Linked DNA regions of Homo sapiens: region 1 is linked to region 2. The links are chromatin loops, found by intact Hi-C in ENCODE. Cell type or tissue: PC-9. All regions are shown on one strand. Links, peaks and the distances in the headings refer to the core of each region. The heading gives the core; the rest is flanking DNA.

The links. A loop is a pair of places that touch in the nucleus more often than their neighbours do. Peaks named below come from ENCODE experiments on the same cell type or tissue, not always from the same donor. Only the 100,000 strongest peaks of a DNase experiment are listed, where the experiment ranks them.
Region 1: a loop joins it to region 2, with 8 times the contacts of the local background. A loop is called at or near these places in 67 of 110 quality-filtered maps.

Annotation. Positions count from the first base shown.
Region 1 is chr2:138,776,432-138,781,815 of GRCh38, reverse strand. It overlaps NXPH2 (neurexophilin 2), which reads left to right and starts at 1,426. Exons shown (of 2, transcript NM_007226.3): 1 at 1,426-1,625. The coding sequence starts at 1,575. In PC-9, for the core only: no CTCF peak of the experiment used is centred there; no DNase peak of the experiment used is centred there.
Region 2 is chr2:137,914,873-137,920,256 of GRCh38, reverse strand. The region is part of intron 2 of LOC101928273 (a long non-coding RNA gene); the gene reads left to right. Among named protein-coding and RNA genes, the nearest start is that of HNMT, 47 kb to the left of the region's middle. In PC-9, for the core only: no CTCF peak of the experiment used is centred there; no DNase peak of the experiment used is centred there.

The DNA of each region.
Region 1 (5,384 bases), core at 162-5,161, 860 kb before region 2:
CTCCTTCATTTCTATTTTGGGGTGGGGGTGGTAAGCAGAGGAGAAGGAAACTTTTTTTTTTTTGTCCAAAAATTACAACTTAATCTGTGCTTTTTGTTGGGTTTATTTTTTAAAGCCTAGAAATCAATTGCAATTCTACTCCCTTGCTTCAACATGGTTTTCTTCTCTAAGAGCTTTGCGTTTCTAGATGTAAGAAGCATTCTCGCCTTGGGTATTCTGTCGGAGCAACTGCCTAAAGTCTCATCCTTGGAGAAGTGAATGTATCTCTCTGGACCTTAGGTTTCCCACCTGTTCAATAAAGGAGTGACGAATGACGCCCAAACTCTGATCTACCGTAAAAACAGTGCAGGTCTGTGAGCCCCATTGCCTTTGATTTTTCCACTCGAGTGTCCAGCACAAAGATAGTAAAAGGTTAAGGATCTCTCCAATGGCGAGTTGTTAACACGGAGGTCGAGGCTCACAGGCATCAGGTTTGCACCTTCGCCCGTCCGCAAAGATACCCCTCTCCAATATTTCTGAAGTCGGAGGCTGTGGTGGGGTATCCTGCCTTTATTCTGCTTCTCCAAAGCCCGGGCAGAAGGTCTGGGAGCAACTTTGTCTGTCTTCAGGACACCTAGCTGTCTATACCATCCCCAAACCGGAGTAAACCAGACATCACCTAGCTCCGTTTCTCACAGTTCTGCTCCTGGTCCCTCGAGGTCCCCATTACTCCCCAACCCCAGAAATCCTTCCAGCCGCACCAGGCGCACTTTGTACCCCTTACCCGCGGCTCTGCGAGCTTGGCGCTGCGGCAGAGTAGGGCACTCTCCCAGGGCGTCCTGGGCTCCAGCCTCACCTCCCCGCCCCAGCCTTTTCCGTTCGCAGCTCCCCACGCCCCGCCCCAGGACTCTGCAATCGCCTTCCCCTCCTAAACTCTCTGGGCGCTCTCCAGGCGGGCGCACTCTTTCTTGCAGCCACCCAGGGAGAACCTTTTCTTCCCCTCATCCCCAATCTCCCCAGCCAAAGCGAGAGCCAGTCAGTTGGCAGGGCGCTTGGCACAGTGGAGCCTCTCGGACCGGCCTTCTGCTGGGCGGGGGTGGGAGGAGGCACCCGGCCTCTCGGGGCTCTGGGGCACCGGCTGGCCAGGCGTGCTCAGCTCGGCCAGGCATCCGCCCGGCGGGATCGGATCTGGAGGGCAGCCTCGCACTGAACCCATCACCCAAGCGCCCGAGCCGCCGCCTCCCTCCCGCAGGCGCCCCACGCGCTCACCCCAAGCCCGGCCAAGCGGGAGAGTCCAAGGCGCGACTGAAGCCCCCCGCCGCGTGCCGGAGCTCGAGCTGCCCCGCAGGCTCTTTGCCGGCCCCCTCCGAGGAGGGGCGCGCGGGGGGCCGGGAGAGGCACCTCCGGTCCGCCCACCCTCCCCCTTCCCTGCCCGCCCACCCGGCCAGAGCTGCGCGGCACGGCGCAGCGCTCGGATTCCGGGAGGGAAGCGCCGCGCTGTGTCCCTGGCGTCCTCAGTCCTGCCCCGCGAAGTGGAGATGCGCGAGAGGCAGGCGAGGGCGCGCAGCTCGTGAAAAGCCGCGCCAGCCGGCACCATGCGCCTGCGGCCGCTGCCCCTCGTGGTGGTCCCTGGCTTGCTGCAGCTGGTGAGTGCCCGGCCCGCGCGCCGTCCCACACGCCGGGGACGCGTTTCGGCGGGAAAACCGCGCAGGCGGCTGACTTGGAGCCCAGCCTGGGCCTGCTTGGGAAGTGGGGTTGGGGGCGCGCGGAGGGCAAGGAGTTTTGGGTTGCCTTAGAGGTCGAAAGGGAAGAATTGAAGAACGGAATAGACGGGATCTACAGGCGACTCAGGGGCTTAGCACGGGTTGGGACTTGAGCGCTGGGGTAAAGTAGGCAGAAGGTGGCCGGGAAGTAGGTCCGGGAGAAGGAAGCGGTTTATTGATAAGCGGTCAAGGAGAGGAAGGAAAGTAAATTGATAGGATGAGAAGGGGCAGAAAGACCTTCCTCCTGTTCACAGTTTGAGAGGCTTGGTGGTGTTTATTTTTCACGTGGTGTTTTGCCCAGATGCACACAGACACTTCTCCCAAAGCACAGCATAGTGCATGCATCCTCGTTCTCAGAGCCAGGTAGTGGCGCCTTGCTGGGAGAAAACTTAGGCAAAATACGGATTTGGGGGACAGCTTGGATTTCTCTTCGTTTTCCGTCTGGCGCTAGGGACTGGGATGGGGCTTTCTGCCAGCTGGGGACACAAGATATAACTTTCATGCCCAGCTCCGCGCAGGAGCCCCCTCTCGGGCATCTCGAAGCTGTCTTTTCAGGGAGACCGCCCGCCTGGTCTGGGTGGCTCGGAGGCGCTGAGGAATAAGAAACGTATTAAAATGTGGTTTGGGGTTCGCGTTGTCACTCTCTTCTCTCTTCCCGCGAGGCGCCACGCTCTCCTCCTCCTGATATACGCCTATGTTCTATATGCATGGCTAATTATAGTTGAGGGAAAACCAAAGTAAGATCTTCAAGAAGAAACTTTTAAAGTAAAATTACAGAAGGGGAGTGCTTTGGCTGGGTCAGCATCTGTGATGGATTTCTTCTGGTCACTTAGCTCTTGCCTTGTTAGGGTGCTATTAAGAGGGCTTTCTCCTGATGCCATAGTTTCTTTGGTCCTCATACTTAAGACTTTGCCCAAGCACTTAGAAGATGACAGTCTCTTCTCTCTCGCTCGCTCTCTCTCTCGTTCTCTTTGTCTCTTTCTTTTCCTATTAGGGGGAAAATCAAGTAACTTTGAAAGTTTATGATATGTATGATATTGTTAAGGCAGAGGCACTTTGCAAGTTCTGAGGGTGGAAGGAACTCTAAAAGGTGGAGAGACCTCTGAGATGCCCGTGGTCCATGCTTGTTACGGTGGAGATTAGCTTCACCTGCACAGCGTTAACTCAGAAACTCTTCAATGGCATCAAGAAGAAAATGCAATGATATGCCCAAATATCCTTGAATGAGCCATCACATACTGGCTATCTACAATACTCCATGTTAAAATACATTTTACATCTTAGGCATTATGAATCCAAAATATATGCCACATTAATCTTTAGTATCCCTTGCTTTAAAATTTTTTAGTCTGGATTCTAATAAAAGGTGATCTAACAAAGCAGCATTTGTATGGTGTGTGTAAGGAAAAGCCTGGGGAAATCAGGTGTTTATGTGGGGTCTTCAGAATATCTTCACGAATCTTAGTTCATTAATTTTGCATTTAATAAATATGAACTGTGTATCTGCTCCGTAAGCAGTGTGATAGGCTCTTAAAGATGAGAAAATATATTTGGGCACGTGTCGGGGAAAAGTTCTTCTCCCAGCTACTATATTGGAAATGTTAGATATTTTTTTTTTCCACACCGCCATAGTCAGTAAGGAATAGGAAATACATCTTGAAGGGATTATATGCTCTCCTTAAGAGCTAGATTCTAATATTACAGCATGGACTGATGGATTTGCTTTTAAAAAAGCTTATGTCAAATTCTAATCCATTTTGGGATTGTGCTTGGGTTGTAATGTTTTTCTCCTGGAGCACTTTATCATGGTAAGTGAGGTAGGGAGCTGCAGCCCTGTTGATAAGCACACATTCCTTACGCTGCCATCCCTTCGGACAATAAAAGGCTGTTTACATTCTCCACATTCTTAGAGCTGTTGCCAGCCTTATAACACAAGGGGGTTAGAATGTGAAAGGAAAACAGAGTGGCTGAGCATATCTAAATTGAAATATTCCCCAATCCCAGCATATGCCCTACTCCAGTAGGTGTCAAAAAGGACAGATCATGATTTGCTCATTTGGATGGCTCATAGTTTTGTTCTACCTTTTTCAGCTGATATTGAACTTCTTTGTTAAATCCTAACAGCAAGGGGATAAAATATTTTCTAGATATGAAACTAGTCATTTACTTTTCTAGGAACCATATGTACTAAAAAAATCTGCCCTTTGCTGACATAAGGCTTTTTTTTTTTTTTTTTTTTTTTAATTTTTTGGTGAGGGAGGAGTGAAGTTACCTTATTGTCGAAATTGGATTTTACTTTTCTATCTGCACTGCCAGCCTGAAGAACATACTTATAAAAAATATTAAATATTTTAAAAGAATAATAGATTCATTTGGGCATATTGAACATTTAGTGATATGAAAATTACCTGTTTGTTTCTGAAAGCAGTCACAGGGAATTGAGCCCAAATAAGTCACTAACTATGGTTATATATAACATATATAATATACACGTATATATAATACAGTCACAATAACTAGAATTTTTTTACCTGTTTATGTGATATTTAAAACTTCTAAGAAAACAGTAAGCGGAATTGATAAATACTGCAAGTAGGCTAGGAAGAATGTATGTCTCTTACCTGTCCTTGCCCATTTTCCTGGCCTGTGTATAGTGCTTTTAACAGACAGGTTGCTATAGCTAATTAATGGGATTACTATTTGCAAGATTTAAATATCCATCTTGAACATATTCCTTTTTTAAAAATTCTTATTCAGCAACATACTCTTATAAAGAATATTAAGAGCATGTTATATCTTTTCTGCCACTAATGAAGAAAAAAATTAGCATTTGAAATGAATATTATATCAAAATGAGTGTTGCTTCATCATGATACAAGGTAAAGACTTCACCAGATGTCAACTGTTTACAGATTTGCATGATGATTTGTAACTGGTAATAAGTGTGATTTTTTGCCTTTAAGTAAAAAGAAGATTAAAAAAAGAATAAATTTTAATTTAAATGAATGATTAGCTAACGTTTAAGATAAAATTTAGGGCTGATTTAAAAAATCAGTTTCTTACACATTTTAACTTGTTTTACTGTGATACAATGCTGAGTTTACAAAATAAAATATTAGTTAAAAGCAATGTAAGTTGGCAAATTTTTAGAATCCTATAAAATCAGATCCTTGTGATGAAAGATGGTAAAATTTTAAGTTCATCTTTTTAGTACCACATAATTTATTAAGGGTACTTACATTAAAACTAATAATTTTAATATTTGTTTAGTCTGATGATTCTATTTATTTCTTCTTCTGTACTTACAAGAATTGATAACTCTTTACTATCTTCCATTCAAAAATGACAACTTTCCTCATACAGCCTTGATCAATAAACATCAAAATAGTATTTTCCAGTGCCGGATGAATAGTCCTCTGTTGGCTATATGACAATGTGAAGGAAAAAAAAAAAAAAACACCACTATATCATTGTTATGACTTAGAGTTGGCCGTGCATTAAAATGAACTCCTCATTATAAGCATCATTATTTTACACACTTTAAAAAATGAAAATTAAGATTAGACAATTAAATCCTTGGTTCCAGTCACCCACCTCCCAGTACAAGTTGTATTCCCTTGGTTTATTCTGGTATTATGTTAT
Region 2 (5,384 bases), core at 273-5,272:
GGTGTTCATCAGGCTGTCTGATCGTCCGATTATATGTCAGTCTCCCAGACTAGATCATGGGCTTTTTAAGGGCAGAATCTCTGTCTTAGTCATCTGTGTCTTCCTCAGGGCCTGTACTTGCCATTTGTTGATGATATGAAAAGAGTTGGCGTTGTGAGGGGGAGGAAGAAGGATAGAGGAATGAATAAAGGGAAATGAGGGAAAGAAAAAAGACAGGAAGAAAGGGAAGGTGTTTGTACCCATGCACTTGGTCACAGGTTGCTATGGGTGGGCACAGGTGTTCAGCGCCACAACGACGGGAAGATGAGCAAGAGAGGGCATCTCTGAGTCAGGGTTGGTGCATTTCTCACACCCAACGATCCAGCCACATCGTTGAAAAATCTGGGATATTGTACTTTTTCCCATCAGCAGCTCTAGTTGCACATGAGAGACTACTGCCTGCTATTTCACTGACTTCATAAAGTCCTAGAACCTCAGGGTTAATGAGTTCTTAGTTACGTGGAACAGCTTTGTTTGATAGGTTATTCTAGTTTTATATGTAAGAAAACTTGGTGTTCTTATATTATTTAATATATTGATTTGCTACATTGTATAAAAAAATAAATGAGACTTCTTTAAACTGTCTTAGAAGATGTCTCAAGTCTCCTGTGGCTCTCAAACCTCAGTGTGGACAGGCAGTTCATGACATTTGTTGTCCATAGTGTACTTGTTTGGACAATTTCTCAATTGCCAAACAGCAGTGATGTTTTCTGCGACAGATGAATTACAAAACAAAACATTTCACATTTTGTCCTCCCTCTGATAGAAATCTTTGTGATCCTAAACAATCAAAACTCTTTAGTTTAAATTGGAAGTATTATTAAGGAAAGTTGAAATTTTATGATGAAATTGAAGATTCAAAAATGTATCTATATTTGGGAATATTGATTATGATTTTAATGTTAATTTTTTTGAGCCGATACCATTTCCAAAAACGTAACCTACAGAAATACTAAAACATGCACAGTTATAGCTTAAAAGAATGTGGTGAAATTATTTGCAGTAGGGCAAAATTTAAAACAATGCAAATGGTTTTCAAAGAGGATTAAGTAACTATTTAATGATGAGTAAGTAGTAGGTTAAAAAAGGAATTATTTTGAATAATAAGAAAAATAAAGATTCTAAGATACATATTTAGTGAAGAAAGTCTCAGGATCACATGTTTGCTCTCATTTCATTTTTGCAAAACAAACAAGAATAAAAACAAAAGCTACACACGTGCGTGCACACACACCACAAGACACTTGTGAATTGAAGGGGGTAATGTTAATATTCACACAGGAACCATCAGTGTGATATAGGAGTGTCAAGAAAACCAGGATCTATAACCACCTTAATTTAAGGGACTTTATGTTCTGTATTATACCTTACTGTCTATAATAATAAAATTAAATTTTCCATACTTAAAGTATCTATAAAAAATAAATTGAGTAAATTGTATACTTGGATCTCAAGTCCAGTTCCTCTAGTTCTCTCAGAACTATCTCCCTTCATTTCAAAGTTCATGGATTGATTTTTGTTTTTCATAACATGTACCACTGTATTTTAAATTTACACATCACCACGGCATTCTTTTTTCTTGTTCTTTTATTATTAGAACATACATTTAATCCCTTCTGACAATCTAGCCATTGTAAACCTCCCAGGTTTATCAACTGTCATCATCCAAGTACCCACAGCACAAATTTCTGGTATTACAATGGTCTTAAATTTTGTCCTTTGGATTTTTTGAAAATAAATTATAGTGTCTATTTACATGGATAAAGAGTGACCACTGTCTTCAGCTGGTTCCTGTTGATAATGAGGCCAAGACCGGGGCCTTCACTGAATTCCCACATGTGCTTGGTTGCAAGCCACACTCAGGTGACAGTCTTGCAGTTGCTGCTATTGGTCACATGAAGACTGGGAAAGAGAGTGCATCAGATCAATATAAACTTATTTCTCTTGCAAAACATAACAACTCAAGGCACATGCATTGTGAATATTGGGTCAGAAGCATTATCTTCATATTCAAAGACTAGCATGTAATTATCAAGAACAGAAATATAAAGAACATAAATAGCCTGATGATAGAATTGGTGCACATTTATTATTAGAAATTCTATTTGAAATCCAGAGAAGAGTAACTGAATGGATAAAAACATACCGGATATTAGATGACAGAGAATATGAGAAAATTTCAACTTTTTTTTCCGGTTGAATTTAGCAATGTTTTGCTCCTTAGTTGACTGATTGAATAATTTGCCTCTCCCAGGATGTAAATTCTCAGAGATATTCCTTCTGCCATTGTGCCAATCTAGGTCACAGCTAGGATAGGATTTATATGCTGTCCTGGTCAATATCCTTCAGAAATGCCCAGCAGAACACAGGCACAAATATTCTCCTTCAACAAATACTCATTGAATATGAAATCAGACTTCTGCTGGTACTGAGGTACCAGTACTTCTACTGGTACAGAGTCATCTGGAGGGCTTGTTATGAGGCCTCATTCAGTATGAGGCAAAGGTTGTGAAGTTTGCATTTAAGTTTTTAAAAAGTCATGTATAAAGAGTGGCCACCATGATGATTAAACACATCATATTGTGCTCTTATAAAATTTGATCAAAAACCACAAACTTCAATGACAATAAGTAATTGGTCTTACTTGGTCTGTTCATTCTGAAAAAACTGAGTCTTGTCCTATACAACAGGGCTGGAGCAGTTGCAACATGCACCAGGTGGAACATGTTTAAGAGCTAATGGATAGCATTGGTTTACATTTCATGTAAGACAAACAGAGTAAATTAAGGACACATTTCTAGTATCTTCAGATATTCAAACAAGTAAATATTTCATATATCTCAGTTTGCTCCTTTATTTGTGAAACACATTTATTTTCATTTTGATAAAAATGTCTCAAAAATGCCTTAATAATTTGTGCTTTGGTGAGGGAAATTTGGAAATAATGAATGTGAGCTAATCCTCTCTTTGTGACTTAAGGGTCCTCATTTGAAATTATCATCTTTGGAGCTATGCTTTTATAACGTGATGCTCATTGGGTATTTGAGGTATAATGCCTGTCTCTAAACTGAATTGCCCCAAACTGCTTTATAGTAGTTGATTTCACTACCAATGTTTTCTCCTTCACTCTTATTTTGTATTTCAGTATACCAAATTTACATTGTTTTTGTTGGTTTTGTTAGCAACAGAAACATCAGGTGAATTAAAAGACACCAAGATAAGTACTCATCAAACTAAAAAGTTAAATGCAATTAGACGTTATTTTTGCCAGAGGGTGGGTGGGTAAATTTAGCATAATGCAGTAGTTCTCAGTCTTGAGCATGCTTCAGAGTCATCTGGAGGGTTTGTTAAAATGCAGGTTGTTGGGTCCCACCCCAGAGCCTCTGTTTCAGCAGATCTCGGGTGAGGCCTGAGAATGTGCATTTCTAGCACTTTTCCAGTGGATGCTGCCCATCTGAGGACCACACATTGAGAGCTACTTGCTGCAGAGAAAAGTGGAATGGGGATAGTTTAAAGAATCAGTAAGTGTTTAAGTTTCAGGAAATGTTTGGAAGTCTTCAAGTAGAAAAAGGGGAATGTTAATTTTCTCTTCACATATTGGGCATTACCTTTATGGAACTCTAACACAAAGAGGGTGAGCTGTGGGAAAAAATCAAGGGATTTGTATAAAATGATAGATTACAGTTACATGTTAGTTCACAAAATGATTTCGGGAAGGTATGTTAAATAATCCCAACATTATAAACTGATACCGCACCGAGCAACCTCACTCTCCAAAATCCTCTCATGTTGCCTTTGTGCTGGCCTGGATGGACCATTGGTTGGACCCCATGTGGCATTCCTAATGTCTCTATATTCTGATCCATTGATTGCCACTAAAGTGCTTTGCCGACAGATTTTGTTCTCAGATGGTGCACGGTGCTGAAGAGAAAATCACTTTGCAAATCCAGTGATTTCATGGGCCACTAGGCTCTCTGGATTCTCTATTACCCAGTTTATCTTCTGTTCATTTAATGTATTGCAAACAACATTGAATTAGTTTGTTGGACAATTAGGTAAGATATTAAGCTAAAGATGTACATATAAATATGTCAAGTCATTATTTTAAGAATACGTCTGTAAGGCATAGTTGGAGAAGGCTTTTTCTTGTGAACCCTGTGAAGGCTTTTCCCCGCAACTCTGTAATAGTTCAACAGGTACCAACTTTTATAAATAATACTTCTTTCTCAGAGGTGTTCACAAGTGAGAAAAAGAATTTTCTACAATGGATGTTTTAAAAAATCACTTCCAAGGAAATTAGTTCTTGTAAACCTCCTGAAATAAACATCAGGAAATTAAATTGGCGTTTGTTTGTTAGTAGAATGAACATCCTCAAGCAAATCCAAGATTGCAAATATTTTAGCTCAGGCCTAGTTTCTAGTCTCTGAAAGACCCTTCCTTCCTGAGCTATGACCACCTAAAGCCCTCCTGCAGCTTCACCATTGCCTTAACTTTCAGCATGAATCCTGAAATGATGCTAAGGAGATTTACATGACTACATGTCTATAAGCTATGGTTTCATCATTTTTTTCTTTGTCTCTGAGCTAATGCTGAGAAAATACCCTGGTTCTGCTAAGTGGATCTCAGTGTTACTTAGTCTCCTGCTCTCCGGGCACCCAAGTCTGATTCCTCAGCACCCAAGTCTGATTCCTCAACTTGATCCTCTTTTGTTACCTGTGATCGTCCTCAGGAAGGGGTATCCCAGTCCTGGATCCTGGACCACTGTCTTGGACCCTCCTCTGAAATGCCAAATATTCCTAATTTCAATTTGCTATCCTTCTTGTAAGGATGAATTGTCTCATACTGCATCCAACTGTTTGGACAGGCCAACACTTCATTTGCAACCCTCCGTGGGTATCTACTTATCTGAACTACAACCTGCTATCCCTTGATCCTGTTGGACAGGCTACTGTAGCCTCGCTTTACATCTGTGATGGAATCCATCCACCCAGATCCTATTCAGTAACAGAGCCTTTTCTCAAATCCCAGCCCGTTCTCATCTGAGCTACATGACAATAAGTAATTAATTGGTCTTACTTGGTCTGTTCATTCTGAAAAAACTGAGTCCTTACTGAATGGAGTTTCATAAGGACTGAGTTGTTATGGAACGATATTATACATGGGAGTGATGGACATGAAAAAGCTACAATATCTCTCTTGAAGAAACTCATTCATTCATTCTTTCTTTTTTTTCTTTTTTGTTTTTTTTTTTGAGACAGAGTCTCACTGTCTCACCCAGGCTGGAGTGCAGTGGCATAATCTTGGCTCACTGCAACCTCCGCCTCCTGGGCTCAAGCAATTCTCCT